Regions from separate parts of the Homo sapiens genome. Here region 1 is linked to region 2. The links are chromatin loops, found by intact Hi-C in ENCODE. Cell type or tissue: CD14-positive monocyte. All regions are shown on one strand. Each heading gives the region's core, and the rest is flanking DNA. Links, peaks and the distances in the headings are about the cores only.

Region 1 (15,802 bases), core at 2,481-10,480, 47 kb before region 2:
CATTTGGGACAACATGGGAAATGCAAATGAAATCATTCTCAGTCTACAAAGCTACAATTAGAAACTACATCTCAAACAGGACTACCAGGTCTCTCTGGAATGACGTGCCTAGCAAAGCACTTGGAATTTAAATCCACTCATGCATTCACTGCCTTCAGCGTCAACACAGCAGGGTTAAACCAGTTCTTCATACTTCCAAAGAACATGTGAAGAAAATTTCAGACACCACAGGCAGCTCTCATCAAATTCTGGTGTCCCCACCCATTCATCCAACTGTTTCCTCAGCACCTGTCTCCCCGGGTTATACAACCTTAGCCATGGGGAATGGGGAGCCCAGCTGCGAGTAGAGTTTGGAAAAACATTTTGAATACTTTAGATCTGCCAAATACTTGGTTAAAGAATGATATCCTTTAATTTCTTGAGCCATGTGTATTTTAAGTGCAATGTAATCCATATGTCTATGACTCATTTAAATGCAACTCAGTGAAGCATGGTTTACTAAGAGCATTGGGATACCATCTAAGCCTTTCTAAGCTGCTCTTTGATCCAGGAAATTGAATTTTGCCAACAACAAATGAAGCTCCTGACAAGAGAGGGTCAAAGAGAGCTGTCCTTTATCCTAGGTAAGATGTTAAAGTCTACTCTTGACCTGGGAGGAAGCTGGGAGGGTGGAGGTGGGGAGAGCTCCACTGCCTAAGTGGTATTCATAGTTTTGCTTTGGGTCTGCTACTATTTCTACCAGGTATCCTTGAAAAAGAAGTGCAGGAATAAGAGATGGCAACTAATCTGCCCCGTGTGTTGCTGAAAAATTCCTTTCCTGCCTGCTAATTCTGCCCTTCCTCAATTCCACCAGTATTATGCAATCCAAATTGTATAATGGACTTGAGGAAAAACGAGAATGTTAGGGAGCTAGATTACTCCATTAGCACTGAATGTTAATTTTCCAGATTGTAGCTTGATTTCCAGGACAATGAAAGCCTTCTCCTTCCCTATGATATCACTGAAGGACTGATAAGAAGTTAGGGATAGGAAGAAAGATTAAAGTTGGAAGTAATGATAGGTATTAAAATCAGTAAACCTCTAAATGCCCAAATTCTGCCTTGACAATTGCTGTTCCCCAGGTGGTTTGGAGGTAGACATACTCACAAAAGAAAACAAACGCCCGTTCTTATTAACTAAACTTGAGCAAATAAGATCTCTCTTTAGCTAACTGGGCTGGAGCACAAATGGATGGGGTTAGACCAAAGGACGTCTCTCCCTTTCTCAAGCCATCATCATTTGGACTTGAGGAAGGACAGTGTATTGAAGAAATGAGAGTCCTAGAATGTGTTTAAGATACTAGAAGACAGAAGCATATGGCCAAAGAGCCTCTGGGCAAAGTGCCTACTAGTTGAGCCATTCATTTGCTTTTGAAGGTGATCTTGTAATAGAGTGATCCTGCTCACTAGTAATGCGGCCCAGTGAGCATCCAGGAATCTGGTTGAGCAATTCAGTGTGCCCTCCTTTTGGGAAAAAGCCAAGAAAGGACAGGATATGGCGCTGGGGCTCACATAACCCTGTTCATCTCCCTGGATGCCTGCAGCTAACTAAGGAGGATTCCATTTGATTTCAGCAAACAAGTTTTTGTCAAATATGGGTTCCTGGGTTGGTGAGGTAGTCTCAGGACATGGGGAAAAGAACATAGAGAAAAAATATGGATTAATGCTCAAATCTGTGGGTTGTGCAAACAGCAGTCTATAATTTCTGCTCTGTAGTTTCCCTTCTTGTATTTTCTGTTGCCTGAACCTGCGGGTTCTGACCTAGAAGTTCGTCCCCAACTTCAAGGTCCCGTGATTTGGGGCACCTTTTTCCTTTATCCCACTGCCCACTATTTCCCAGGATGTCTCCACAGGTAGAGCAAATTTCCTGAGGCAGAGACTTCTTTTGCATTTTTCTACTCACAGAGCATCCTTTAAAGAGGTAGTGCAGGCCGGGCGCGGTGGCTCACGCCTGTAATCCCAGCACTTTGGGAGGCCGAGGCGGGCGGATCACGAGGTCAGGAGATCGAGACCATCCCGGCTAAAACGGTGAAACCCCGTCTCTACTAAAAATACAAAAAATTAGCCGGGCGTAGTGGCGGGCGCCTGTAGTCCCAGCTACTTGGGAGGCTGAGGCAGGAGAATGGCGTGAACCCGGAAGGCGGAGCTTGCAGTGAGCCGAGATCCCGCCACTGCACTCCAGCCTGGGCGACAGAGCGAGACTCCGTCTCAAAAAAAAAAAAAAAAAAAAAAAAAAAAGAGGTAGTGCAGAAAGAGCCTTCAGAGCCTATCCGGGGCCAAAATCTGCATTTTACAGATGAGAAAGCAGAGGCTCAGGGGAGCTGGCTGGCTTTTTGACCAATTTCATATCATCTGTCTCTGAGGTCAATGCTATGTCCACTGTACCACACTGCCTCAATCACAAGTTTCTCCAACAGCAGCTATGCACCAATCTTTGCAAATTATGTGATTACATGTGTGTATAAATATTAAACAATGTAATATATACTTTATTAGAGCAGAAGACTGTCTTCATGACATCCAGTTGAGTTCAAAAAAGGAAATGCTGGAGCAATATGTCTGACATAATCTCATTTCTGCTCCTCCCTCCCCAACAAAAATAGCAGCTTCTGTGTGACTGTGTCTGTATGTGATTGTGTCTGTGAGGATTCATGTGCATGTTCTTGTATGCATAGAAAAGGTCCAGGGTTTGCTCACCAAACAGCAGTGGATTTTCCTCGTGGGAGGGAAACTTTCATTCTTTTGTTTATTTGGAATTGCTACATGTTTTACAATGAGCATGCTTTGCTTTTGCAATTTAAAAACAATGAGCAAGAAATAATCATAGCTACCTTGAGCTTGGAATACAAACAAGGCACTCTGCTAAGTCCTTCACCTGTACCATCTCATTTCATCCTCCCTGTGGCTCTGGCTCTATGACATGGGACTATAATTACACCCCAGATGCACAAACTGAGGCTTAAAGAGGCTACAAGGTAGTAAGTGGCAGAGCCAGGATCTGAACACAGGAATAACCGACACAAAAGCAATGCTCAGATTATCCCTAAAGGGTCACTGTTTTTCACCTGCACTCAATAGAGAAAAGAATGTGTGCTTCTCACGGATGTCATCCGTGAGTTGCTGAGTTGCTTCAAAGCAGAGACAGGCTGCCGGCTGCCGCGCTATTGTAGGACACCTCAGTGTGTCTGCTGCCTGAGCTGAAGCTCACTTTGCTGTGTTCCCCCTCCTCTCCTGGCCCATGCCCCATGCCTTTCCATCCTCACCATTCTTGGCGATCTCTCCATGTGTGAATTCCATTAAAGGCTTGCTCACTGCTATTTTGGGCCATGCATTAATACGTGGGCTTTGATTTGATGGGAGAAGGCCAGACACGGCAGGATGATGAAAAAGAAATTTAAAATGTCCTCTCCCTCCCCCCAGAGTCCCAGAAGCCCTTGCTCACCGCTCCTGGGAGACCTGAGAATCCAGTGTATGGGGAAATGTACAGAGGGAGAGTGGAAACCTTCATCATCTATTAGGGCCTTGGAACGTGGCTGTTCCCTCTCCTTGGAATTGTCATCTCTCAGCTACCCATATGGCTCACTCCATCACCTCCTTCAGGTCTTGACTCAAGTATCAGTTCACCTGAAAGGCCTTCCCTGACTGCCATTCAGAAACAGCAGCTCCCATTCTACCTCCACACTCCCCTGGCCCCACTCCCTATGCTCCTCTGTCTCCTGCACAGCACCCATCACCTGACGGACGGTGCACTCACTTGTCTGCTTACTGTTTCCCACTAGAATAGAAGCTCCATAAAGGCTGTACTGTTTTATTCACAGCTTTATCCCCAGTACCTGCACTGGTGCCTGAAATGTCACAGAGGCACGTAGATTAAAAAAAAAAAAAAATGAATACGTTGATCGAGGAGGTTAAGAACCAGAGGCTGAGAAATGGCTTGGCCCAGGGCCTAGTTTCCCCCAAATGTCATGAGATTATAGAAACTTCAACACAGTGATTTGAAAAATTAGAAAATCATCTCCCCCGCTCCAAAGCTGTTTTGAATCCGGACTCGCACGCACCATGAATGAGAAGGCTTTGGGAAATAAACACACTAGGAAGTCGTGTGCAGTTGGAGTTCCGCTCACTAACACATGTTCAAAACAAAAAGCCCAATTTGGATGAAAATAGCAGGAAGCCGTCCCCCAGGGACACCTGGTGAGGTCATATTGCTTGGCTCTGCTGCTTCCATTTTTACCAACTCTGCTGCCTTCTGCCAATTCAAGGAGGCCAGGAACCACATCCAGCCCCATGCGGCTCAATGGGAAACGAGAGCTGCTCTCGGAAAAGCAGATGCTAGAACCACAGCCCCGGGCTCTCCTCTGGAGCCTCAGTGTGGGACAATAAAAATCCCAACAGTGGCTGGCCACTCACCATGCGCTGTGCAAGCACTTCCTGCACTTCACCTCATTTATCCTCACAACCATCCCACGAGGCTGGCCTTATTACCCTCATTTTATAAACAAGGACACCGAAGTTCCAAAAGATTCAGCCATTTGCCCTGGGTCACATTCTGTAACTCCAGACTCACACCAAGAATACACATGATCCTAGTTTCAGCTCTTTCATTTACTTGCTGGGTGGCCTCAGACAAATGCCTATCCCTCTCTGAATCAAAACTTCTGCATCCATAATTTCAGAGTTTTCTAAGATCATTCCATTCAGTGTTTTCTAAGGCATCTTCCTGCTTTAGCTTCCTATGGTCTGTAGCAAATGTTTCAAAATAGGAGGGAAGGATAGAGACTTGAGTCCTGGGACTCCTGCTTGGCCAGTCCAACTCCTAAGCATTTTCCCACAACACCAACACTATCACTTGGGCTGACCAGAGGGAGCTGAAGGGCCACAGGCTCTACTGGGGGCAGAACAGGAGAGATTAGACACAGGCAACAACAGGGAACACTTAGACTAGAGTTAATGGGAACAAAGCTGCCGTGAGCAACAAAGGCAGGCCCCCGAGAGACACGGTCAAGAACAAACCCTCTAAGGGCCTTTTCTTGTAGGACCAAAGGAAGACAATGCAAGGAAAAATCCAGGGCCAATAGACGCTGCACTGTCTAGGGACGCAGCTGGCCAGGTCTATTCCAGGGACACAGGAGAGAAGAAACACAGCCTAAACTGGCTTTACTCTCAAGAGGAGAGGAACAAAAATGACTGTGATCCCCATCTTTCTGGCTTCCCGAGGCCACCATGTCCTGGAGGCAGAGGAAGGATGTGGATGAAGCCCCACCACTGCACAAGCTGTGAGTTGTATTTTAACCACACTCGGGACAGCACTCATCCTCCTTTGCAAGTGCCCAAAAAGCCCAAATTTGGAATAAATTATATTCTCCCTTTCCACCCAAGCCTAAAAGCTATTCCCATCCTTTTGTATACAGGAAGGTCCTTCTTCATCCTTTTCTTGGCAGTGATGCATTTGATTACTCATTGGCTTCCAGGGGGTTCTGGAGGCTGCCAAGAGGAGACAGGCAGCTCTCCAAGCCACGCAGCCTTATCTGCGACGTCTGTGTGGCAGAACGAAAAGTGGGACGGTCAGTGGGGAAACACCAAATGTTTTCAGAGTCCCCCGGCCAAGTAAGGAGAGCTCTTCATGGCTAAGTAGATGGGGAATGGCCAAAGAATGAGCCACAGACATAGCCATGCATCGTGCCCATTCACCTCCTCCATTACATGAATCCAGATATGACTGCATCTGATGGCAAATCAATGTGCAAGTGCCTCTGAGCCAGGCTACCACCCAAGATGAATGAGGTTAAGAAGATGGAAGAGCCGGGCCCGATGTAGCCAGGAGACTGTTGACGATGCCCTGTTGACAAAATCTCAGATGCGGCTGAACCAGAACACATGGAACAATCTGAGTCTGAGGCTCCAAGCCCCAGCACACCCTGCTTTGCTCGCTCCTCTCTGCTGTTTTCCTCTAATCTCCTTCATTTCCTGCCACACACTAGGCTGGCGCTAGTAAGGCAGCTGCCAAAGACCTCTGGTCCATCCACTCCCTTAATCTCACACATACACAGACCTCTGTGTGCCCGCAGTGAACTCCAGGGGCCCCTGAAATACTGCCTAAGGAAATTTTAGCAACACATTTAGCAGTCCAGCAATCTCACATCGAGTCAAGAGGCTGTGGAAAGGCTCTGGCTTTGCAAGATGCTGCCTGAAAGAAACCAAGGACTGAGAGCTTGGGGTCACTCCATTGACTGCTTCCTTCCAGAACAGCGACACCTGCGTCCGGCGTTGACACAGAAGTTATTTGTTTCATTTTAGACAAAGGAGGAGTCCACTTACTCATTCTTCTCCAGGTCCAGGATCAGTTCTCGCCCCTCAGCCATTACCCTGAGCTCAGCTTTGAGTGGATGCTAAAAGCAACAACAAAACAATGTCAGTTCCTAAAAGCCGGCACCAGGCTCCCTGGGTCGGGCACAGGATCTAGCACAGCGCTCCAACATTGATCCACAGGAAGTGAATGAGCAAAGGTCAATTGCATTTCCAGCCCACATGTAAAATGACCTCAATCCCAGAATGACCCAAATCCTTCCCCCATCTGCTTTCTCCTGAAAGGCATAGAGAAGAAACTCCAGGCTGCAATGTGGTGTAAGTGTATGTATGTGGTGCGGTGAAGGGAAACACTGGAAAACACAATCTCCAGCAGTAAATGTCCTGCAGAGTCAGATCTGGATTCAAGCACCGGCTCTGACACCTGCAGCTGTGTGAAGTCGGACATGTTGCTGAGCCTCCCCACATCTCAGTTTCTTCATGTATGATACAGAGATAGTAATAGTCAATTTGATGGGGATCTTGTAAGGATTGAGTGAGATAATGAGCATAAATAATGTATCACAGTGCCTGGCACACGGCAAGCCATGATACATATTGCCTATTATCTTGTAAAATACTAGGGGATCCTCTTCGTAGTGGGTTCTTATTTCATTTTGGCTCTCCGTTTGGAAAACCCCAATCATCTCAGAGGAAGCAACTAAGAGATCCTCAAATTAAGGTTTTATAGGCCAAAAAGTAGATACATTTTACACATAAGCAGTTTGGTAGTGGCCACAGGTGCTACATATCCAGAACGGATCACTTAACATATACCAGTGGTTGATAAGCACAAAAACTATGTTCGACATCGCTAATAAACCACCTCCCCACGTCCAGAAAAACAAATTAAAAATAATAAGATACCTTGAAAAAAATCAAAGTGCCAGAGGTTATCTAAAACTCTAAATCACAATGCACAATGCCCACTGTAAACTGGGCACTCGCAATCCCTACCACTGAGAATTTAAACTGACGGCAACTCTCTGAAAGATAACATGACAGTATGCACTGAGAGTTTAAAAATGTTTAGACTCGGCCGGGCACAGTGGCTCACGCCTGTAATCCCAGCACTTTGGGAGGCCGAGGCAGGCAGATCAGGAGTTTGAGACCAGCCTGGCCAACACGGTGAAACCCCGTCTCTACCAAAAATACAAAAATTAGCCAGGCATGGTGGTGGGCACCTGTGATCCTAGCTACTCGGGAGGCTGAGGCAGGAGAATTGCTTGAACCTGGGAGGCGAAGGTTGCAGTGAGCTGAGATTGCGCCACTGCACTCCAGCCTGGGTGACAGAGCGAGACACTCTCTCTCAAAAAAAAAAAAAAATGTTTAGACTCAGGAATGTGAGGCTGTTTGAAAGGAATAAATGGAGGCACAGGCAAAGGTTTGCACATAAGGACATTTATTACTTATAATAATGAATAATGGGCCAGGCGCAGTGGCTCATGCCTGTAATCCCAGCACTTTGGGAGGCCGAGACGGGTGGACCACTTGAGGTCAGGAGTTCAAAACCAGCCTGACCAACATGGTGAAACCCCGTCTCTACTAAAAATATAAAAATTAGCTGGGCGTGGTGGTGCACACCTATAGTTCTAGCTATTCAGGAGGCTGAGGCAGGAGAATCGCTTGAACCTGGGAGGCGGAGGTTGCAGTGAGCCGAGAGCATGCCACTGCACTCCAGCCTGAGCGACAGAGCGAGACTCTGTCTCAAAAAAAAAAAAAAAAAGTAATGAATAATGAAATGTAACCTAACTGTCCTAAATATAACCTGTTAGAGAATGGTTAAATAAATGATGATCCATTCATATGACAGAACACTGAATGATCATTAAAAGCAGCAACTTTAAGTAGTTGTTAAATTACTGACAAAATGTACACAATAATCATTAGTCATAAAGCTCAAAATACAATACTGAATATTTTATTTAAATACACTTCGCAAAGGGAAAAATGTAGAGAGAAATAAGCCTAACCATTACCATAGTTAATGGGATCATGAGTTAATTTTGTTTTCTTTTGCACATCTTTCCACATGTTTACAATTGCTTTCACAGTTTAAGAAAAGAACTTTTTATTAATCTCTTTTTACTTTATTATTGTGGAGAATTTCAAAGAAATTTAAAAACCAAGTCATAATAAATCTCCACGCTTCAACAATTCAACTTAAGGCTACTGAACTTTTTTCGAAGAAATAAATTATTTTTTTAAAAAAGGATATTTACATATTTAAAACAGAACAGATTCTTTGGAGTGTTTTAAACATAAGCTCTCTATTTTGGGACTAAGGAACTGACAACTTTTTTTGAGACGGGGTCTTGCTTTGTTGTGCAGGCTGGAGTGCAGTGGCACAATCACGGCTCACTGCAGCCTCAACCTCCCAGGCTCAAGCATACTGAGTAGCTGGGACCACAGGTGCATGCCACCACACTGGGCTAGTATTTTTAAATTTTTTGTAGATACTGGGGTATTACCATGTTTCCAAAGCTGATCTTGAACTCCTGGGCTCATGTGATCCTCCCAACTCAGCCTCCCAAAGTGTTGGTATTACAAATGTGAGCCACCTCATCCAGCAGATAAATTCTTGAAGTCCCTTTCAATCCACAAAATCATTGCTAGAGTAGAGCTTCTAGCCCTTCTAAGGTTGACCTCAAAGCTTACTTCTTGCATGTCTGAGAAAGTAGGTCACCTGTTCTGCCACCTCTGGTTAGAAGCCTACCTCGTCTAAGCACATTCCCCTTCCTCGCTGCAAACCCCACTCTGCATTAGGATTTGGGCATTTCTGAGACTTTGAGGTCACCAAGGGCTCTGATGAGATCTCAACATTCCGATCAAAGGCTCTTGGGCAACGCTGGCCATTGCCTAATTAATCGTATTACTTCATCTCAAGAAGGAACATTTCAAACCCACCGAAGTAGGAAGCTGGGGAGATGTTTGACCAATAACTTTCACTAAGAGATTCACTTCTCTGTTTGTCATGCCCTGATTCAGCTCTGCCAACACCTATTCTGGTTGCAGATCCTTTGCCACTTTATGGAGTTTTTGAGGCAGTGCCCTGCCCAATCACACTGAGCATCAGGGACCCCAGCTCCAAGTGGGCATTTAAGAAAGACCACACAGACCGGGCACGGTGGCTCACGCCTGTAATCCCAACACTTTGGGAGGCCAAGGTGGGCGGATCCCTGGAGATCAGGAGTTCCAGACCAGCCTGACCAACATGGAGAAACCCCATCTCTACTAAAAATACAAAATTAGCCAGGCATGGTGGCGCATGCCTGTAATCCCAGCTACTTGGGAGGCTGAGGCAGAAGAATCGCTTGAACCCAGGAGGCAGAGGTTGCGGTAAGCTGAGATCACGCCATTGCACTCCAGCCTAGGCAACAAGAGCGAAACTCCGTCTAAACAAAAAAAAAAAATAAAAAAGAAAGAAAGAAAGACGACACAGCAACAGAGCTACAGCAATTCCCTCATCCAAGAGGTAGGTAACCATGTGACTGCCCCCACAGAAAATGAATACTGCCCCAAATCAAAGCACTATCTTCCCCTCCCCCAAAGAGACACAAGCTGCAGCAGGAATAGTAATCTTTTTTTTTTTTTTAAACAGAGTCTCGCTCTGTCACCCAGGCTGCAGTGCAGTGACCCAATCTTGGCTCACTGCAAACTCCATCTCCAGGGTTCAAGCCATTCTCATGCTCAGCCTCCCAAGTAGCTGGGATTACAGGTGTGCACCACTGCGCCTGGCTAATCTTTGTAATTTTAGTAGACAGGGTTTCTCCATGTTGGCCAGGCTGGTCTTGAACTCCTGACCTCAGGTGATCCACCCATCTCGGCCTCTCAAGGTGCTGGGATTACAGGGCGTGAGCCACCATGCCCCGCCAGGAGTAGTAATCTTTATTTTTATGTGGGTGATCCAAAAATAATTCTCTCTATTCTGGAAGGTGCTCAGGCACTGATATTTAAAAAAGGATGTTCCCTTTTTCTATGGGGCATTTCAAGCAAAACAATGAAACTGCATTTTAAGGATCTATGAAGCTTTTCTGTCCGGCTCTACTGATGAGCTTTTCTGATGAAACTCCACTCTGTATTAAGAAGAGGCACCATCAGCTCTCCTCTCCTATGAAGTACAGTAAGCTGACCCACTATTTATACCTCTCCTAGGGATGGGTTAAAAATTCTTTCCCCTTCAGTCTAGATTAAATAGATCTTTAGCTCCATAGGGTATTGGAAATCTGTCCTATATTTGCATTCCCCCTAAGATCTAGTATAATATTTAGTATACAGTATAAGTATTCAGTTAATGTTTAATGAATGTGAGCTTTAAGTCAGTGATGAGAAAAAGAGAAGAAAAAAATGTTTAATGAGTGAATTAATTATATAAATGAGAATGAGAGGCCCAAGTGAAATCCAGCCTCTAGTCTCTCTCTCTTCAACATTCATTCATTTGTTCATTGAACAAATAGTTACGGTGCCAGGCACTATGCTGACTATTCCTACAGAATACAATGACCCATATGCTGGGCAGACAATGGTTGGGAACAAAGACAGGATCTGGTCCTCTGCTTTGTTCTCAGGCCCTTCCTGAGGATGCCCGGCATCCACATCTGGAGAGAACAAAGAAGCCTCTATAAAAAGTAGCAGGTCCATTCCTCAGGGGGTATGAATAGGTTGCAATACCCAAGATCTTAATTGTTAAAAGTAATCTGCTCTAGGATGACCATCCATTAATTTGTCGAGACTTTTCCTGAAGCTATTTTCAGCCTCTCCTACTTTTTGATGAAATGAATTCCATGCGTTTACTGCCTTTAGGACAAAATGTTACTTGCTTTTATTTGTCCTGATTTTTTTTTTTTTTTTTTTTTTGAGACAAGGTCTTGCATTGTCACTCAGACTGGAGGACAGTGATGCTGATGCGACTATATCTTACTATAACCTCAAACTCCTGGGCTCAGGCGATCGTCCCACCTCAGCCTTCAGAGTAGCTGGGACTACAGACACACACCCCTAGGTCTAGCTAATTTTCTTTTTTTTTTTTTTTTTTTTTTGTAGAGATAGGATCTCAGTATGGTGCCCCAGGCTGGTCTTAAATTCCTGGCCTCAAATGATCCTCCTGCCTCAGCCTCCCAAAGTGCTGGGATTACAGGCTTGAGCCATCGCACTTGGTCTGTCCTAAAATTTACACTGTTAGGTTCCCTTGGTAAATCCAAGTTGGAGCCTTTTTGGACATGTCTGTATTATCCTGGCCAGAGTTTCAAGGATCCTGGACATTGCTCCTTTCCATTTATCTTTCCAGATTCAACAGCCACAATGTCTGAAGTCTTTCCTGACACATCTCTTTCCTGCTATAATCTTGCTCCTATATGTTGCCCAATAAATCACAAATCATTTTAACCCAAAGAGATCTTAGAAAAAACCCCTCTCCCCAGCTTTCTTTTCTCCTTATTCTCTCTAAGCACTATTTTATAAATGAAGAAAATCTACCACTTCGCAAGTGGCAGGTCACATAGCTGGTTACTGGCACACAACAACCGCATCTTCCTTTCTTGCTCTTTCACGTCTCACTTGCTGGAAAAACCAAAACCACAGTGGGCCACAGTGGCTGACGCCTGTAATCCCAACACTTTGAGAGGACTACGTGGGCGGATCACTTGAGGTCAGGAGTTCGAGACCACCCTGGACAACATGGTGAAAACCCATCTCTACTAAAAATACAAAAATTAGCCTGGCTTCGCAGCACACACATGTAATCTCAGCTACTCCGGAAGCTAAGGCATGAGAATCGCTTGAACCTGCCAGGCGGAGCTCACAGTGAGCCGAGATCATGTCACTGCACTCCAGCCTGTGCGACAGAGTGAGACTCTGTCAAAACAAACAAACAAACAAAAAAACAAAAACAAAAAAACAAAAAACAAAAACCAGAACCACAAAGAATATCCTAAATGCTCAGGTCCTCTCTGCAAGAACAGGACAGTGTTTTTTGTTTTCTTCCCAATCTCTTTGATAAAGCCTATGTGTTTTCCTGGTGTTCTGGCCAGGGGAGCCTACTGGATTTTAAGATACATTCCCCAGTACTAGGTCTCTACGCTGCGTCTTATTAAAATAGTTTATAGTTTATATTATTATCTTTTTTCTCTCCAAGTACATTATTCCTTCAAGAAAATGAAGTATGTATTATGCAGAGCAAAAATAACAATGACAATATTTAATGAATTCCAATCAAGACTAAGTGATTTCTGTGACACCAACACATCTGCACTTAGCTTGTGTCAGCATTAATGTGAATTTTCATTTCCTCAACTAATAGCATTGGGAAGTGTTCTAGAAGTTTGTCATACAAGGAAGGAAAGTCCCATCTGTGATCTCCAAAATGGGCACCCAGAGGACAGAGTGGGCCAGAAACAGAACTAATGGTGATGACTGGGATTCTAAGAAAGTTGAGTAGGTAGCCCAAACCTCAGTTGTCAACTCCTGCCAGTGTAAATGAGGTCTTTTGAGTCTTACCTTTTCTCTCACGGGGCTTTCTGAAGTCTTCCACTGAGGTATGATAAGTTCATGCTGCAGCTTGGGGCTGCCTTCCTCACTTCCTCCTGCCAATACAAGATGCAAAACCATTGGAATCCCAGACCTCTATACCCCAGCTAAGCCACACATGCACTTTCTGTGAGCTGCCCCTGCACTGGGTCATTAGAAGACTTGCTGGATTTCAGGCTCTTGGCACTTCCTAGGAACTAGGCACTCTAGGTGTCGGTGATATTGTGGTAAATAGGACATATAAGGTCTCTGTACTTGTAAAGGTGGGAGACAGACAATGAACAAATGTTCTCACATGGTGCTAAGTACCCTGAATAAAATAAGTTGGGGTCATGGAGTAAAGAGACATCTATCAGGAGGTGCCTATTTGAAACAGGATGATCAGCATAGATGGCATTTGAGTCCTGAGGAGCCAGAAGGCAGCCATGCAAAAACGTGGGGGAAGAGTGCCCCAGGTAGAGGAAACAGCAAGTGCAATGGCCCTGCCTGAGCAGAAGTGAACTTGGCCTGTTGAAGGAACAAGCATAAGGTAGGGGTAGCTAGTAAATGAAAGAGGAAGTTGGTATGAGATGTGGTCAGCAAGACAGCCATGGGTCTGATAATGCAGAGACCACGGAGAGTGTCTGGATTTTCTTATAAATAGACTTGGAAGGCACTGGGTGTTTTAAATACAGAGCAATATGATCTGTGTTAAGTTTAAAAAAGATCACTCTGCCTGCGTGGTGGAGAATGGGGGTGGGGTGAGGCAGAGCGGCGAGAGTGAGAGCAGAAGCAGGAAGGCCAGGCTAGAGATATGCTGGAGCCCTGGTGAGAGATGATGGTGGCTCAGATTAGAATGACATCAGTGGAGAGGAATGAAGCGGTGGGATTCTGGGCATATTCTGGAGGTCAAGCCCATGAATACTGCTCCCATGGAGCTTTAGTTTTCTTGCCTGTAAAATGAAGACAAAGATGCTACCTGCCCATCTCACAGCTTTATTGTGAAGAGTCAATATGAAATTGCCTCCTACTCCGCAGAGCATCACTGCATCAAGTTACATTAATTGGAGCTTCCTAATGGCAAGTTTACATTTGTATTCCACTTTCTACTTCCCAAATCACTCTCCCAAACCAGTTCTCCTTCATGCTCAAGGCAACCCTGGGAAGTAGGAAGTAGGAGTCCTGTTTTTTTTTTCTTTTGAGACGGAGTCTCGCTTTGTCGCCCAGGCTGGAGTGCAGTGGTGTGATCTCGGCTCACTGCAAGCTCCGCCTTCCGGGTTCATGCCATTCTCCTGCCTCAGCCTCCCGAGTAGCTGGGACTACAGGCACCCGCCACCACACCCGGCTAATTTTTTTGTATTTTTACTAGAGACTGGGAGGAGTCCTGTTTTGCAAGAAAGAGAATTTAAACTATAGGAGAGATTTGTTCAGGGCGCTGCAGAACTCAAATACTGGCGGCAGACTATCTTAACAAAATGGTAATTTCCCGACACCTAAACAGACTGGTCTCCGTAGTGTTCCTGGGAATGGGGCTGAGGACTCCAAAATCTATTCTGTCTAAACTAACTACATCAATCATACAGAATATGAATGATAAAAAGATGGCCATAGTTGTTCTGTTAGAGTGGTGATTATGAGTAATTATTAACATTCTCTTCAGAATACCGATATAATGCACTTGCAGTCAACATAGATTTTAAAAATAATCTTATTGGACCAACACCAATTCATCAGACAGGCAAATATTAGAAACAATGCATTCATATATTTATCAAATATTTTCTGAGTACTTAACTATGTGCCAAGTACTATGCTATGAATAGGTGCTTAATATTCATGGAGGAACAAGACAAGCATACTGCAGGACAGGAACGGTGGCTCACAACCTGTAATCTCAGCACTTTGGAGGTCCGAGGTGGGCGGATCACCTGAAGTCAGGAGTTTGAGACTAGCCTGGCCAACAAGGTGAAACCCTGTCTCTACTAAAAATATGAAAATTAGCTGGGTGTGGTGGCGCATGCCTGTAATCCCAGCTACTCAGGAGGCTGAGGCACGAGAATCCCTTGAATCTGGGAGGCCAAGATTGCGCCAGTGCACTCCAGCCTGAGTGACAGAGCAAGACTCCATCTCAGAAATAAAAAAAAGACAAGCATCGCTCTTGCCCTGGTGGCTCTGATAAGTCTATATTATTTTAAACAAAAAGGAATTCTATAATATTTAATGGAGCATTTAATGGAATTAAATGATATCTACGATTGTAAAAAAATAGTGAAAGCAATCTAAAATCTCACCAAAAGAGGAACATAGTACATGTTAAGAAAAGGTCTCCAAAACTTGGAAATAAGGCAAGAGCAAGCAAGATGTCTTCTCAATGTTGTATCAGAGCATTGTTTAACAGACTCACCCATGGATTACTGCATTATCTAGGGGAATGTACCATTGACTTTTTATTTACCATTGATTAAAAGCTACACTCTGTGAAGTTATATAATCTATATATATCTATAGAATTCTGTCTGACAGAGATGTAAGTGATTTCAGCATAGTAAAAAGATAACCTGGCCAGGCACAATGGCTCACGCCTGTAATCCTAGCACTTTAGGAGGCCGAGGCGGGCGGATCACCTGAGGTCAGGAATTTGAGACTAGCCTGGCCAACATGGTGAAACCCCGTCTCTACTAAAAATACAAAAACTAGCCGGGTGTGGTGGCACATGCCAATAAGCCCAGCTACTCAGGAGGCTGAGGCAGGAGAATAGCTTGAACCCAGGAAGCAGAGACTGCAGTGAGCCCAGATCGTGCCACTGCATGCCAGCCTGGGCAACAGATAGAGACTCTGAAAAAAAAAAAAAGAAAGAAAAGAAGGAATGAAGGAAGGAAATTAAAAAAGAAAGATAACCAAGAATTATGGTTTGC
Region 2 (15,802 bases), core at 3,423-11,422:
CCTCCCAATGTCAATATTCCTGCAAGGTTTAAGGATTGGGATCCCATTTGAAGAAGCACTTGTCGGAAGAAATAATGATGTTCTGTCTTTTTCAAAGAGTCGGAAACCTTTGTGATGAACAAAGTCATAATTAAAGACCTTTAGTTCAGGATTGCACTAACAGTTTGATAGTTACGGATGACTGAGGAGAAATTTCCAATACCAATTATATGGAGCCTCTTTCTTTCTTTCTTTCTTTCTTTCTTTCTTTCTTTCTTTCTTTCTTTCTTTCTTCTTTTTTTTTTTTGAGACGGAATTTCACTTTTGTTGCCCAGGCTGGAGTGCAGTGGGGCGATCTCGGCTCACTGCAACCTCTGTCTCCTGGGTTCAAGCGATTCTCCTGCCTCAGCCTCCCGGGTAGCTGGAATTATAGGCATCTGCCACCAGGCCTGGCTAATTTTTTGTATTTTTAGTAGGGACGGGGTTTCACCATGTTGGCCAGGCTGGTCAAGAGCTCCTGACCTGAGGTGATCCACCTGCCTCGGCCTCCCAAAAGTGCTGAGATTACAGGCGTGAGGCCTACATGGATCCCTTTTCATTCAACAGACAAGCAGACAATTAAGATAATATTCTAAAAAGGCCTTAGAGTTCCAGATTAAGGAACCTTGGGACCAGGCTGACTTAGGCTAAATTCCACTCTCTCCCCCATGTCACAGGTAAGATCCATGCCTTGGAAGTTAGGTAGTTTTTGCCTTGAACATCTTCAGTAATCAGCTTGAATTTTCTAAATGCAACTTCATCATTCTGCAAATCAGCAAGACTCACTTCAAACACACGACCCTTCAGACTACCAGGTGCAATTTTGGTTCCCTGGGTCCTGGTGACCAGTGTCTTTCCAGTATTTCTTCTACTGAACATAGCATGCTTTCACATCGTACCAATCTTTCTTAGAAAATGGATCAACCAGCCAGGGGTGGTGGCTCACACCTGTAATCCTAGCACTTTGGGAGGCCGAGGCAGGTGGATCACCTGAGGTCAGGAGTTCAAGACCAGCCTGGCCAAGATGGTGAAACCCCGTCTCTACTAAAAATAGAAAAATTAGACTGGGCGCAGTGACTTAAGCCTGTAATCCCAGCATTTTGGGAGGCCATGGCGGGTGAATCACCTGAGGTCAGGAATTTGAGACCAGGCTGGCCAACATGGTGAAACCCCCGTCTCTACTAAAGATACAAAAACTTAGCCGTGTGTGGTGGCACACGCCTGTAATCCCAGCTACTTGGGAGGCAGAGGCAGGATAATTGCTTGAACCTGGGAGGCAGAGGTTGCAGTGAGCCGAGATCGTGCCATTGCACTCTAGCCTGAGCAACAGAGTGAGACGCTATCTCAAAAAAAAAAAAAAAAAAAATTAGCCAGGCATGGTAGCAGGCACCTGTAATCCCAGCTACTCAGGAGGCTGAGGCATGAGAATTGCTTGAACTCGGGAGGCGGAGGTTGCAGTGAGCTGAGATCACACCATTGTATTCCAGCCAGGGGGATAGAGCAAGACTGTCTCAAAAAAAAGAAAAAAGAAAAAAAGAAAATGGATCAGCCACTTCTTGGCTCCCTTTTTGCTGTCTTTCGTAAGGTACTTGTTCTTGCCAACCACCATGTTGCTGCTCAGAATGATCTTTTCAATAAACGGTACTGAAAGAACTGGACAGCCATATGAAAAAAATGAACTTCGACCTTTAGCTCACATCATACACAAAAATTAATTTGAAATAAATAATAGAGACAAAAGTTGTGAACATAAATACATTCAAAAGCTGTTGGAACCCCCAAAGCACTTTTTTTTTCTGGCAAAGTCCCACCTCAGCCTCCGAGTAGCTGGGACTATAGGTGCGCACCACCACACCTGGCTAATTTTTGTATTTTTTTGTAGAGACAGGGTTTCGCCATGTTGCCCAGGCTGGTCTTGAGTTCCTGAGCACAAGCAATCAGCCCACCTTGGCTTTCCAGCATGCTGGGATTATAGGTATGTGCCACCACACCTGGCTTCCAAAAAGACTTTAAACCTTGAGAGAGAACTGGTGATCTGAGTCACTTAGCATGTAGTTGCAACTTCTGCTTCTTAGATTATAGATCAACTCTCTTTTCTCATTGTTCTTGTGCTATAAATGACTGGGAGAGACCAGAGACCAGATGTCCTCCCCTTCTAATCACTGACCTTTGTTATAGATTGTCTCCTGCATTATTCTGTACCTAACTCAAACCAGATGGCGCAAAAGACCTCATGACTGTTTCATCTTCAGTATGGAATGTTCAGTATATCTTTCCTGAAAGAAAAAGATGACCTTCACCAATCAGACCATTGTAATTATGCATTAAGCCTTACATAAGGCCGGGCATGGTGGCTCACAGCAGGAATCCTAGCACTTTGGGAAACCAAGGTGGGATAATCACTGGAGCCCAGGAGTTTAAGGCCAGCCTGGGCAACACGGCGAAGCCCTGTGTCTATAAAAAATTGACTGGGTATGATGGCACACACCTGCAGTCCCAGCTACTCAGCAGACTGAGGTGGGAGGATCACCTGATCTCAGGAGGTCGAGCCTGTAGTGAACGCTGATGGTGCCACTGCATTCCAGCCTAGGTTGCAGAATGAAAGTCTGTCTCAGGAAAAAAAAAAAAAAAAAGCCTTGTATAAAAAAAGTTAAAATTCTGATTTTTTCTCCTAAACTTTGTCTATGTAAACCACCCCAAACTTCTGCACTTCAGAGCACAACAGTACAATTCCATCTTTCAAATTTGTGCTTCCTGGGTGGCTGTCCTCAAGCTTTGTGCTCAAAAAAACTCTACATTTAATCATATTTTCTAAATTTTATTATTTTAGGTTGACAAAGTAAAGGCTAAAACTATAAAACTTCTAGAAAAAAAATAGGAGAAAATGTTCACAAACTACAGTCTTATGGTAGACAAAGATTTCCTGGACAGGACACAAAAGTATAAACCATAAGAGAGAGAAAAAAAAGATAAATTAGACTTCATTAAAATTTAAAAATTGCCTGTACTTTGAAAGGTACTATTAAGAAACTGAAAAGGCAGGCCACAGTCTGGAAGAAAATATTTGCAATGCAAATATTAGATAAAGGACTTGTACCCAACATACATAAAGAACTCTTAAAATTCAATGAAAGAAGGCAACTCACAAAAAAAAAAAAAAAAAAAGAAGAAGAAGATTTGAACAAACCCTTCAAAAAAGATGATATATAAATGGCCAGCAAATACATGAAAAATGTTCAACATTATTAGTTATCACGGAATTGTAAAGTAAGGCCACTGTGAGATATCACTTAGAAGAATATTCAGCTTTAGAAAACAGTTTGGCAGTTTATTTATCCCTTACCCTATGACCCAGCAATTCAACTCCTAGGTATTTACTAGCCTGAGAGAAATGAATCACCTAAGCCCTTTATTTAGCTTCTCACAAGTTCACTGATTCACTCTGTGACACTGGCCAGGTTCTTCCCATCTCTGGCCCTGTTTTCCATCTGTGGAAAGCAGATGTATGGGTTGGGCTAGGTCAGGGATGGCAAACGACGTTTGTCTTCAGTACAAACTCCTTATCACTGCCAGGGACTGCCCAGACTACCTCTGTGATGAGAAGGAATGTCTGATAGAAATTGAGAGCTCTGTGACCCACTAACAATGTCTGCTAGAGACATGAGAATGACCCAGAAAGGCCACATACTTCCTATATGCTATATGCCCACAAAAAGATTTGTGCATGAATGTGCATAGCAACTGTATTCATAGCAATCGAAAACTGGCAATAACTCAAATTCCAGATAGATTGTGGTACATCCACACAATAGTTTATTACCCAGTAATATGAAAACTATTAATATATGCAACAACATTGATGATTCCTTTCTTTATATTGAGTGAAGGAAACCAGAAACAACTCTATGAGTCAACGTATGTGAAACTGCCGGAAAAGGCAAAACTAAGCTATACTGACAGGAAGATCTGTGGTTGCCTGGGGCTGGGGTGAGAGAGGGGACTGGCTGGAGGTGGCAGGAGACTTCTGAGGGAATGGAAATGTTCTAAATTTTGATTGGGGCAGGTGCAGACGTTTGTCAACATTCACCAAGTTGTGGCGGGGGGCAGTGGTTCATGCCTGTAATCCCAGCACTTTGGGAGGCTGAGATGGGCAGATCACTTCAGATCAGTAGTTCGAGACCAGCCTGGCCAACATGGCGAGACCCCGTTTCCACTAAAAATACAAAAATTAGCTGGGTCGGTGGTGGGCACTTGTAGTCCCAGCTACTTGGGAGGCTGGGGCAGGAGAATCTCTTGAACCCTAGAGACGGAGGTTGCAGTGAGCCGAGATTGAGCCACTGCACTCCAGCCTGGGTGACCGAGTGAGACTGTCTCAAAAAAAAAAAAAAAAAAATTATCAAGTTGTATGTGCACTTAAAATGGAGATATATTAATATATGTCGATTGTACCTCAAAAAATGATTTTTACAGAAGTAGCTTTGAAACGTAATGAACTGTTCCACAAGCACGTGGCAGGAAGAGGGCCTGCTACCAGGTATGCTGTGGGAGAAACATGGAAGTGAGAAAGGACAGGGCACCTTCAGAAACACATTAGTTTGTAAAATCGCTCTCAGCTTTGCGAAGACCTTTCAGGCGCGCTCGGAGAGGCTGGCCAATTGCTTCTCAGATCCCCTATTAGAAATTTGACCACGGGCCTAACGGGAACAGGGCTGCCACGGAGCATGGAGAGAGGGCCTGGAGCCCAGGACAGATCATTGCTGACTTGGTTCTGAGTTCTCCATAAAAAACCTCATGGCCTTTCTCCTCCTCCAGACTCACGTGCCCCACCTCACTTCCTTAAGAATCTAGGCTCACAGCACGCAGGCAGGCAGCCATCAACCCCGAGCCCCCTTCCCCTTCTCCTTCGGGGAGAAAGCACTAGATGGAATAAGTCCCGTCAGTCCCAGCGTTCAGACATTCTCCTAAGTACTGTTCTTTTAAAAAGCTGGAAAGTTGGGTTAAGGAGTTTGGGGCTATTATTAGTGCCAAACACTATAAAAAGGAAATGCCACTGATAATCTTAGATGGCTGTATTTTCATACGGGGATAATTCAAGCTTCCTTCTTAGAGTTCTCAGTCATAAGAAACCCTTCATTAAAATACTCCCTCGGGCCATAGCCTCAAACCTAGCATTGCTCAAATCCTTTGGGACTATTCAAGTCAGGACTGACCGGGAGAACTCAGCTGGCATTTTTTAGCCCATTTTTATGGCTGCCTCCTTCTGAGTTTCTCGTGTTGTTCTACCAGAGGAAAATAACGAATGATTCAACCTATGCACAAATATTTATTTGCACTGCTTACATGGAGGCGGCATAGCAAAGGGCCTTAGGGGGCAGGCTCTTGTCAGGCTTAGCTGAGCTCTGTCCCTGTGTGGCATCAGGTAAGTTGCTCTTCCTTTCTGAGCTTCCCCTACAAAATGAGCTGTCAACCCTAGGAGCTGATGCCTGGTGCCTACCACTTAGTAAACTCTACACGAATATTAATTTGTTATTACTATCACTGTTATGCATTCAGTTACATCCACCATGGATACAGCAAAAATGCCGTTTCACCCTTGAGAATCCTACATTCCACCTTGCTACACAAAGCATACAGACAGGAGAATAAGAGAACAGCAGAAGTGATGATACCCTACCCCGTGATGAAGAAGCTGCTAAAAGGCATCTCCTTTCATCTTTCATACACTGCAGGTCCTGTGCTTTGAGTGTTATTGAGAAGCAATGTGTCAATATGTGTCAAAAGTCCTTAAAATGTGTTTGCCCTTTGACCCAGATTCCCTCTAGAAATTTTCATAAGAAAACAATTACATTTGTGAGCAGAGATTTCTCCTGGATATTACTGAGAGTAACAAAAATTTGGTAACAGTCTGTCTGAATGACTAACAACGGAAGTTAAATACATATTTAGACATTATGATTGATGAACATTTATGCAAAGCAGGTCACAAAACAATATGTGCAGTGTAGGTCCATTTCGAGGGTATGACCTGAAGTACAATTTTTAAATCGATACATAATAATTGTGCATATTTATGGGGTACATATAATTTGATACAGGCTTATAACGTGTGATGATCAAATCTGGGTAATTGGCATATCCATCACCTCAAACATTTATCATTTCTTTGTGTTGGGAACATTTCAAATTTTCTCTTCTAGCTATTTTGAAATATACAATAAATTATTGTTAACTGTAGTCACTCTACTTTACTATTGAACACTAGAACTTATTCCCTTCTATCTAACTGTATGTTCAGACCCATTAGACAACCTCTGTTCATCCCCCCCTTCCCCACAAATAGTGGTTTGTTTTTTTATTTTGTTCGCCTTCAGAAACACGTTAGTTTTATGAGAAGGAATCTTGCTCTGTCACCCAGGCTGAAGTACAGTGGCGCAATCTCGGCTCACTGCAACCTCCACATTCTGGATTTAAGAAATTCTCCTGCCTCAGCCTCCTGAGTAGCTGGGATTACAGACATACCATGCCCAGCTAATTTTTGTTTTTTTTTTTTTTTTTTTTTTCAGTAGAGATGGGGTTTCACCATGTTGGCCAGGCTGGTCTCGAACTCCTGACCTCCAGTGATTCCGCCCACCTCAGCCTCCCAAAGTGCTGGGATTACAATCATGAGCCACTGTGCCTGGCCTGAAATCGTGTTTTTGTTAAGGATTTATTGTAACCAGAAATTCTAAGAAGGAAGCTTCAATTATTTCCATATTACAGATAATATCTATATACATATATATATATATAGAAAAGGTATATAGACCTTACTCACCAATGGTTTTATTATGTGTGAGTATTTGAGTGGGTTTTTTTTTTCATTTCATTTATTTGTACTTCTATAGAGTGAGTATTGCTTTTAGATAAGGAAAAAAAACAGAAAATTAGGAAAAGCCAATTCAAATAATCTAGAAAACCGAAAGAGAGAACAAATACAGCACAATAGGCAAAGTAAGCAGTAATATGGTTTTTCCTTGACATTTGTAAGAATTCTAGGCCTTTTATTTAGCTTCCCACAAATTCACTGATTCATTCTGTGGCATTGGCCGGGTTCTTCCCATCTCTGGCCCTGTTTTCTATCTGTGGAAAGCAGATGCATGAGTTGGGCTAGGTCAGGGACGGCAAACGACTTTTATCTTGAGTACGAACCCCTTATCACTGCCCGGGACTGCCCAGACCACCTCTGTGATGAGAAGGAATGTCTGATAGAAGGTGAGAGCTCTGTGACCCACTAACAATGTCTGCTAGAGACATGAGAATGAGGAATGACCTAGAAAGGCTATCCACTTCCTGTATACTCCATAATGTAAAGGGCTCTTACAACTCTATGAATCTGGCACATCTTTAAGCAAAAATATTAATCTGAATTTGGAAAGTCATAGGGGTTGGGGGTACCTAACTACATGTATTCATTTTTGGTTAGGTTGCACTGAATGACTAATTTTCCATCTTACTTCACAGACCCCAAGACATAACTTAGGATTTACTAAAGCAGAAAATGGCCATGGTGGTGGTGTCTCAATTGTATTTGCACCCATTATGTCCAAGCCCAAGGACAAAGAATAGATCTGCAGCTGTTGTTTCAGCCTCTTCAACCTGAAACAATCTGAAAGCCACAGCTGTTGCAGGCATAAACCTGATCCTGGCTTTGTCCTTGGTTTATGTCTCATGTTTTGGGGAACTCCGAAAGCCACTCTACTGGGGTTGATTCAGAGAAGGCCACATTTATTCATTACCCTCCTGGAAAGCAGAAGTGCTAAATGCACATTTGTTAGTGGACTTTCCAGCATGGAGTGGGATCCATTCCTGTCTTGACTCAAGGCCCACAGAGGAGAGATGACATGCCTAAAGTCACGCATGAAGTTCAATCTACACCCAGCTTTGCCTGCAGGCAAGCAAACATGGATTCTTTGGTAAAAATCCACATCAGGTTGTCAGCAGCTTGTTATTTGGAGGAAGGGGCAGTCTGAAGGGCTTGACTGTATCTCAGCTGAACCACACTAATCTACCATAGCTTCCACAGAGAACAGCAGGCTGTTTTCAGGGATCTCAGCAACAGCTGTGCCTTCAAACCAAGACACTTCAGAAAAATGATCCGAAAGTGGGCCGGGTGTTTCAGCAGGATTTGGTGGGACTTTCCTACTCAAATGGCCCTTTGTGTGCTTTTAAAAGACAGGGCATTAACCTCGTGCGTGGCTAAAGCATGATGGATGACTTGGAATTCTCCATTTACATTTGGCTGGTGGCCACAGAGGAACCGTCAAAACGCCTGGGTATCGGATGGACAGTACCTGGCTTGTTCAGACTTGTTTCTGATGGAGTGAGTGGATCCCGAGGCTTTTGCTCTGCCCAGGTTTGATAAACTAAACATGGCCAGGCTGTTAGAAAGCTGACTCCAGGGTTCCTCTCACTGCAGCAAAATTCAGTGTCCTGAATCCATAGCCTCTTTAATCATCTTTGTTTATATTCAGCATCTTTATCTACTTCAGGGTTACTCTGATCTCTGCCCATTTGTTGCAAGATGTGTGTGGTCCTACCCAAGACTTGGGCAGCAGGAGCACAGGGCCTGTGCTCATGTAGCTTCTACCCAGCTCCATGAAATCACCTGCTTGATCCTTTTACCTTCTCAGTAAGATGCTTGGCAAGTGAGAGTGAATCTGGATCCGTCAGTTCTCCGGACAATCTTGTCAGGCCAGAGGGAGTCAGAAGTTGACCTTCTGCACCATGCTGGCACCATTATGTGAGAGTATGCAGCACTCTCAGGCAGGAGCTAGCTAGCGTAAATTATTAGGTTCTTTTCTGGCAGACCTGGGTCCTGCTCTTCCGTTTAAGAGGAGCTGTTTACGTCAATTGCTCCTCACTGGGCCTCAGTTTGTTCACCTTTCACTTGTGTTTTTCATGAAGCTCAAAGGAGAAAGCAAAGTGTTCTGAATGACTTTATACAAACATGAGGAGGTGGTAGTGGCCAGTACCCTCCTAACAATTGTCTCATCACATCTTGAGGAGAGAGAGAAGCTAAACACTAGTGCAAGTGGATACTTAAGTAAGATAAACTTATTTCCCTTCTAATCATTTTTTCAAGCTTGGCCTTGTTCTAGCAGCTTGGAGGATTTCAGCTGGGTGTCCCAGAGACATATAAAATAGAGCAGAGAGGGGAGGCATTGATCTATTGCTAATAACACAAGAGGGAAATACTGGAACATAACTACTGCTAATAATAATGACAAACACATTAGTATTTATTATCACCCAATACTGTGTATAATCATTAACCTTCCACAGCAATCCTGTGAGGTATGTACAATTATTATTCTTATTGTACGGAGAACTGAAGTTTGGAGAGGCGAAGTTACTTACACAGTGTCACACAGCCCTAAAAGTGATGGAGCCAGGAGTCTTTCCTAGATATGCCTGATCCCAAAGCTGATAGGTGAAAAATGTGCAGTATGAAAAGCATTCCCTGGGCTTCAAGATGATGACTGGCTTCTTTTTCTTCTTCTTCTTCTTTTTTTTTTTAATCATTATCAGGCAGCCTCCCAGCCAGAGTAGGCTCAGGGACTTCCTTGACTGGCTTCTTGCGTCACACGAGGGGCCTGTTTATATGTCCCTGAGTTTGTCCAGACTAATTCGCAATAAATAAAAACCCACTACCACCACAACCAAAAACAAAAACAAAAACCTTGAACTAGAGAACTGTTCAAGAACCAGTGAGGATGAGCCCTGCAGGAAATGGAACCAAAGACTCAAACACAGTCGGGCTCTATGTCTTCCTGTCTCTGCTTCTGTGTTGCGATGATTTGCTCCTCCCAAAGATGGGTTTTACCCAAACCCCAGAGAACACGGCCACAAGTAGATCCAGACTCACATTCTTAGAGAATCATTTTCCATGAGGAAAGCAAAATTGCCTGCCCTGGAAAGTCCACTTAGAAAAATCCTTGTGAAGGCTCTGACTGGCCTGCTGGGTAGGACACTGAGCCCTGGGCCAGTCACTGTGACCGGGTGCACTATTGTGATCAGCCGCACCAGAACCGGAGGATCTCTCAAAAGAACAGGCAGGAATGGGGGTGGTTATCACAAGCAGACAGGCAAGGTAGCAGGGATCCACTGTGCTCTGGCAGGTGGCAATGGAATTAGGGATGCCTTGGTGGCCCCTTTAATCTTGCAGCTAGCTACCTTTCATGTTTTCTTCCAATCCTAAGCTAGCTCAGGATCTGGACAGGGCGTTTGTATCTATGGAAGAAAGGACTTAACCTGAGAGTTCTACTTGACGTGGATCTTACCCCAGGATTGTTTGTCAGCAAAGTTAACGTGGTAGAGCAGAAAGAGTGCTGAGTTTGGAGGCAGACAGACTTGAGTTCAGGTCTTAATTCTTCATCACTTGCGGGGTGGTGTTGGATATGTTGTTTCACCTCTGTAAGTCTTCGATTTTTTTATTGGCTAAATAAAGATGATAACACTTATTTACAAGCTTGTTGTAAGGACTAAGTGAGATAATCACATAAACCATCAAATACACTGGCATATACTAGGTGCTTAATAAAGTGTACCTTCTACTAATTAATTCAACAAATATTTACTGAGTGTGCAATACATTGCAGGCACAGTGGTAGGTGTTAGGGATAATGCATCAAGCAAGAGATACAATGTTCCCATTCTTTTGGAGCTTCTAGTAGTGGGGGTTGGTGGGGAAAAGATAAGTGAGGAAATAAGACAATTACAGGTAATAATGAGTGCTTTGAAAAAAATAAAATTCTTTTTTTTTTTTTTTTTGAGACAAGCTCTCACTCTTTTGCCCAGGCTGGAGTGCAGTGGCACAATCTCGGCTCGCTGCAGCCTCTGCCTCCCACGCTCAAGCAGTCCTCCCACCTTAGCCCCCTGAGTAGCTGGGACTACAGGCATGTGCCACCATGCCTGCTAATTTTTGTGTTTTTTGTAGAGATGGGGTTTCACCACATTGCCCAGGCTGGTCTCAAACTCCTGGACTCAAGTGATCCACCTGCCTCAGCCTTCCAAATTACTAGGATTACAGGCATGAGCCAACACTTCTGGCCAGAAAAAATGAAATTATTTTTATGCTTATATGTATTATTAGTGTGAAAACCCTCCTGCAATGATGTTTGAACCTCCCTGTTCAGTCTCTCACCACTCATTTATCTATGTGTTGGGAACCGTTCTCAGAGTGCAACAATTGCTTCAAGCTTGACTTTGGAAAGGGACTGGACGATTAGCTCTTAAAGTGACATGAAAGAAAGGAAAGGAAAATGGGATGTTGATAGGAGGAAAATCCCGATGTTATCCCTTAGCTCCCAAATTCCTTTTTTTTTTTTTTTTCGAGATGGAGTCTTGCCCTGTCACCCAGGCTGGAGTGCAGTGGCATGATCTCCACTCACTGCAACCTCCACCTCCCAGGTTCAAGCAATTCTCCTGCCTCAGCCTCCCGAATGGCTGGGATTACAGATGTGTGCCACCATATCTGGCTAATTTTTGTATTTTTAGTAGAGATGGAGTTTCACCATGTTGGCCAGGCTGGTCTCAAACTCCTGACCTTGTGATCTGCCCACCTCGGCCTCCCAAAGTGCTGGGATTACAGGTGTGAGCCACCGTGCCCGGCCCCAAATTCCATTTTGTAAATCATTACCTGGTGGGTTTCAAAATCACCTCGGAAGACTTTAAAAGATACAGATTCTCAGGTTGCATTCCAAATATTCAAATGCCAGTGGTTCAGGGAATTTCTTTTTTTCCTCTTTCTTTTTTTTTTAAGTTTTGTGGTAATTTATATGGGCAATCAGACATAAGAAGCACTGCTTGCCAGCCAGCCTATGAATTCCATTAGTCAGGTTGAGAATACAGGGCTGCATCTGTTACTCTGCTAGTCAATGTATACTTCTTTTTCTAGTTCCTAGGAGAAGACATGGATCATGGTTGGCCCCCAGGGAGCTTAGATTCTAGGGGGAGATATAAACAAAATTGCTATGGGAACACAAAGCAGGAACAATTAGCCTTTGAAAATTAGAGAATACTTTCTGGAAGGAAGAATTCTGAATGAGTTAGAATTTGGTTCAGTTGCATGTGACACAGAATACAAGATTATAGTGGATTAAACTAGGTAGAAATATATTTTTCTCTCATATAAAAGTCCCGAGGAAAGTAATCCAGTGCTGGTGTGATGCTCCCATCTTGTTTTTTGACCCTCCTAGGCATGAGTCCTCTGTGGTCCAAAAAAGTTGCTCACATTCCAACCATCACTTCCATATTCCTGACAGTAGGAAGGACAAAAGGGCAGAGAAGGGCATAATCTCTCCCTTTAAAAATATTTTCTGGAAGGTGCACATGAAACTTCCTTTGTAATGTTATAGTCCAGAACTTAGGTACTTGGTCACACCTTGCTTCAGGAGATGAAACAAAGTCTTTATTCAGAATGGCTATGTACATAACTAAAAACTCAGGTTCTATTATTAAAAAAGAAAAGGAAAGCAGCCATTGGGAAACAACTGGTAGACCTCTACACTGAGATATGAAGAATGAGTAGCAATTAGGCAGGGGAAGTCACATAGTAAAGACTGTCCAAGGAGAACTAATGCGTATCATGTCCCCCTTGGCAGGAGGGACACCAAGAAGCACCCTTCTTTCCACATCTTCGTTCTCATCCTTCATGTTTTGATCTAAAGCCCTCCTGGATAGTGAAACCCCATCTATACTAAAAATATAAAAATTAGCTAAACATAGTGTTGGGGACCTGTAATCCCAGCTACTTGGGAGGTTGAGGCAGAATAATTACTTGAACCTGGGAGGCAGAGGTTGCAGAGAGCTGAGATCACTCAACTGCACTCCAGCCTGGGCAACAGAGGGAGACTCTGTCTCAAAAATAAATAAATAAATGAAAAATAACGTCCTCCTGGGATGAGTCTGCCGGCCCTAGCTATTCAGTGCTTGGATTTACAGTGACCTCAGCACAATACTGGCCTCAAAGCCCTTCATGTCACTGGAATGATGGCTGCTTCGAGAAAACCCCGCCTTTTCATCTGTCAGTAAGAGAACTCACTCTAAGATCTCATCATTGACATTTATCAGGACAAATTTCTGAAATCTCTTTAGAAGAAATGACAATCCCAACTCTTTGATATGATTAGTTATGGCATATCTGCCTGAAGCAATATTATACAAACATGGAAGGTGATCATTTATGAAAGCACGGAGTATGAGAAACAGCTCATGACAAAATATTGAGAAAATGCAAGACTGTGCATGTGTTGTGATTATAATCATGTGAAAAATGTGTGTGTATGTAAACAAATATTAGAAAGAGCATCATAAAATACAAATGATTACTGGATGGTTAAAAGCTTTTTCCTCCTTGGAAAATTCCCTTTAGTGTTGTTATGTTGTTTTCATAAATAAAATTTGAAAATAAGTCTTGCAAGCATTACGTGTTGTCAAAAAAAATTTTATGGTGTCAATGGTAAATATACATAAGAATCACCTGAAAAGCTTACTAAAAATGCATATTCACAGGCTCCAGCCCAAGAAATTCTGATTCTATAGGTCTGAGGAATGGCTGCATTTTTAACAAGCATCCAGAGTCATTTGTTAGAAGTGGTGCGTTGACCACATTTGAAAAACACTGCCATAGATGGTGTCTCAGAGTCACCTAAAAATAGAGTTGGGACATTATCTGTGCCAAAACAGCCTAGCTTTGTGTTGCACCAAAAACTCTAGGCCAGGCCGGGAGCAGTGGCTCATGCCTATAATCTAAGCACTTTGGGAGGCCAAGGTGGGTGGATCACCTGAGGTCAGGAGTTTGATACCGGCCTGGTCAACATGGTGAAACCCCATCTCTACTAAAAATACAAAAATTAGCTGGGCATGGTGGCGGGAGCCTATAATCCCAGCTACTCGGGAGACTGAGGCAGGAGAATTACTTGAACCCACGTGTGGGGGGACGGAGGTTGCAGTGAGCTGAGATTGCGCCACTTCACTCTAGCCTGGGCAAAAGAATGAAACTGCGTCTCAAAAAAAAAAAAAAAAACTCTAGGCCAATATTGGTCTATCATTGTTGGGGAAACAGTAAGAAAATTTAAAACAAACACTCCATCTTAAGAAAAATGCACTCTCCCTGGTTTGTAAAGTGAAATATCACTAAAAGGTACAGTTTTGATGATTTTTCTTTGAGTCTTCCAAGTAAACTTAAAGCTGTCTGATAAAAGCAACCCAATTTTGAACAGTTACATTTCTCCATTTCCCTTAGAGTCCCACACTTCCTTGTATCTTATTTCATGCTTTCCTAACAGGTGCCACACAAGTTCAGCTGTAATCTGCCTTCAAGTGTAAGGCATGGTAATTTCAAGCCCTACAGCTGGATAACATACTCTGCATAAGCCAGCCTTCTGAATAATTCAATATTCATTTTCTTTATTAGTGATGTAGGATTTTTCTTCTTGGTCACTTTGTAGGCTGGGGACCCCTGGCTGGTGACGCCCCGCTCAGACCTCGCTCAGCCACGCTGGCCTGCCCCAGCTCACCTGTGTGATAGTTTGTACCCGCATCGGGCGGTTCTTGAGCTCTTGTACCACACCCAAGAAGAATGAAGATAGGCAAGACATTGAAGGGTGAGGAGGGCAGATAATTTTATTGAGTGATGACACAGCTTTTAGCAGAGAGGGGACATGGGGGTGGTCCCCCTACCCGAAGACAGGAAAGTTCTTCGTGTGGCTGGTTCTGCCTTTTATGGACTCAGAGTAAGGATTATGTGCTGATTGGTTTGTGAGTATGCAAAAAAGGTTAAACAAAGACACCACTCAAAGGTGGGCATGATAGTGAAGAAAACCAATTAGGAAAGGGTAGATATATATAAAATAGGTGAAGGGTAAGCACCAATCAGAGGAAAGCAAACCAAACGGGAAGACAAGTTCTCAATCCAGTCCGAAGATTTAACTTGTAGCTTGGCTTTCAGGCTTTAAACTGTCTCCAGCTTGGAGTGGGGTTTTACCACAGGCCCACCCCTATCTGCCTAGGCATTTGGCAGCTGCCTGCCACTCTCATTAGGGTGACCAACTCATCACAGTTTGTCCAGGAGTTTCCTGATGTTAGCACTGAAAGTCTTATGTTTGGGAACCCCCTGCTCCTCAGTCCTGTGCAAACCAAGACCGGGACAGTTGGTCACCCTAACCTTCCATACAGCTTAAAAGAAAAGACATTCTCCAGGAGGAGGAGTCAGCCTCCACAGTGTCCCCAGGGAGCACAGGCAAAAACTTAGCTTTCTAAAGAAAAAACAAAAATACAGGTAAGGTGCTGTTCTATAGATAGATAGATAGATAGATAGATAGACAGATAGATAGATATTTTTTGAGACAGAGTCTCGCTCTGTCACCGGGCTGGAGTGCAGTGGCGGGATCTTGGCTTACTGCAACCTCCAACTCACTGGTTCAAGCGATTCTCCTGCCTCAGCCTCCTGAGTAGCTGGGATTACAGGCGCGCATCACCATGCCTGGCTAATTTTTGTATCTTTAGTACGGATGGGGTTTCACCATGTTGGCCAGAATGGACTCGATCTCCTGACCTCGTGGTCCTCCTGCCTTGGCCTCCCAAAGTGCTGGGATTACAGGCGTGAGCCACCGTGCCGGACCTGCTGTTCATTATTTTAAGAAATAGGACATTTCGGGCAGGGTGCAGTGGCTCATGCCTGTAATCCCAGCACTTTTGGAGGCCGAGACAGGCAGATCACTTGAGGTCAGGAGTTCAAGACCAG

The links. Peaks named below come from ENCODE experiments on the same cell type or tissue, not always from the same donor. Only the 100,000 strongest peaks of a DNase experiment are listed, where the experiment ranks them.
Region 1: it touches region 2 in a loop (1.9-fold over the local background); 9 of 110 quality-filtered maps call a loop at or near these places.

Annotation. Positions count from the first base shown.
Region 1 is chr5:157,558,017-157,573,818 of GRCh38, forward strand. It overlaps ADAM19 (ADAM metallopeptidase domain 19), which reads right to left. Exons shown (of 23, transcript NM_033274.5): 2 at 12,879-12,964; 3 at 6,357-6,427. Among named protein-coding and RNA genes, the nearest start is that of ADAM19, 9.9 kb to the right of the region's middle. RefSeq lists enhancers at 13,234-13,283, 13,464-13,583 and a silencer at 13,545-13,839. In CD14-positive monocyte, for the core only: CTCF peaks have their summits at 6,324 and 6,531; DNase peaks (open chromatin) are centred at 6,295 and 9,265; H3K4me3 peaks cover 3,372 bases; H3K27ac peaks cover 2,958 bases.
Region 2 is chr5:157,604,009-157,619,810 of GRCh38, forward strand. No RefSeq gene overlaps it. Among named protein-coding and RNA genes, the nearest start is that of ADAM19, 36 kb to the left of the region's middle. RefSeq lists enhancers at 7,609-7,688, 7,869-7,928. In CD14-positive monocyte, for the core only: no CTCF peak of the experiment used is centred there; DNase peaks (open chromatin) are centred at 3,453, 3,973, 7,803 and 9,633; H3K4me3 peaks cover 742 bases; H3K27ac peaks cover 1,480 bases.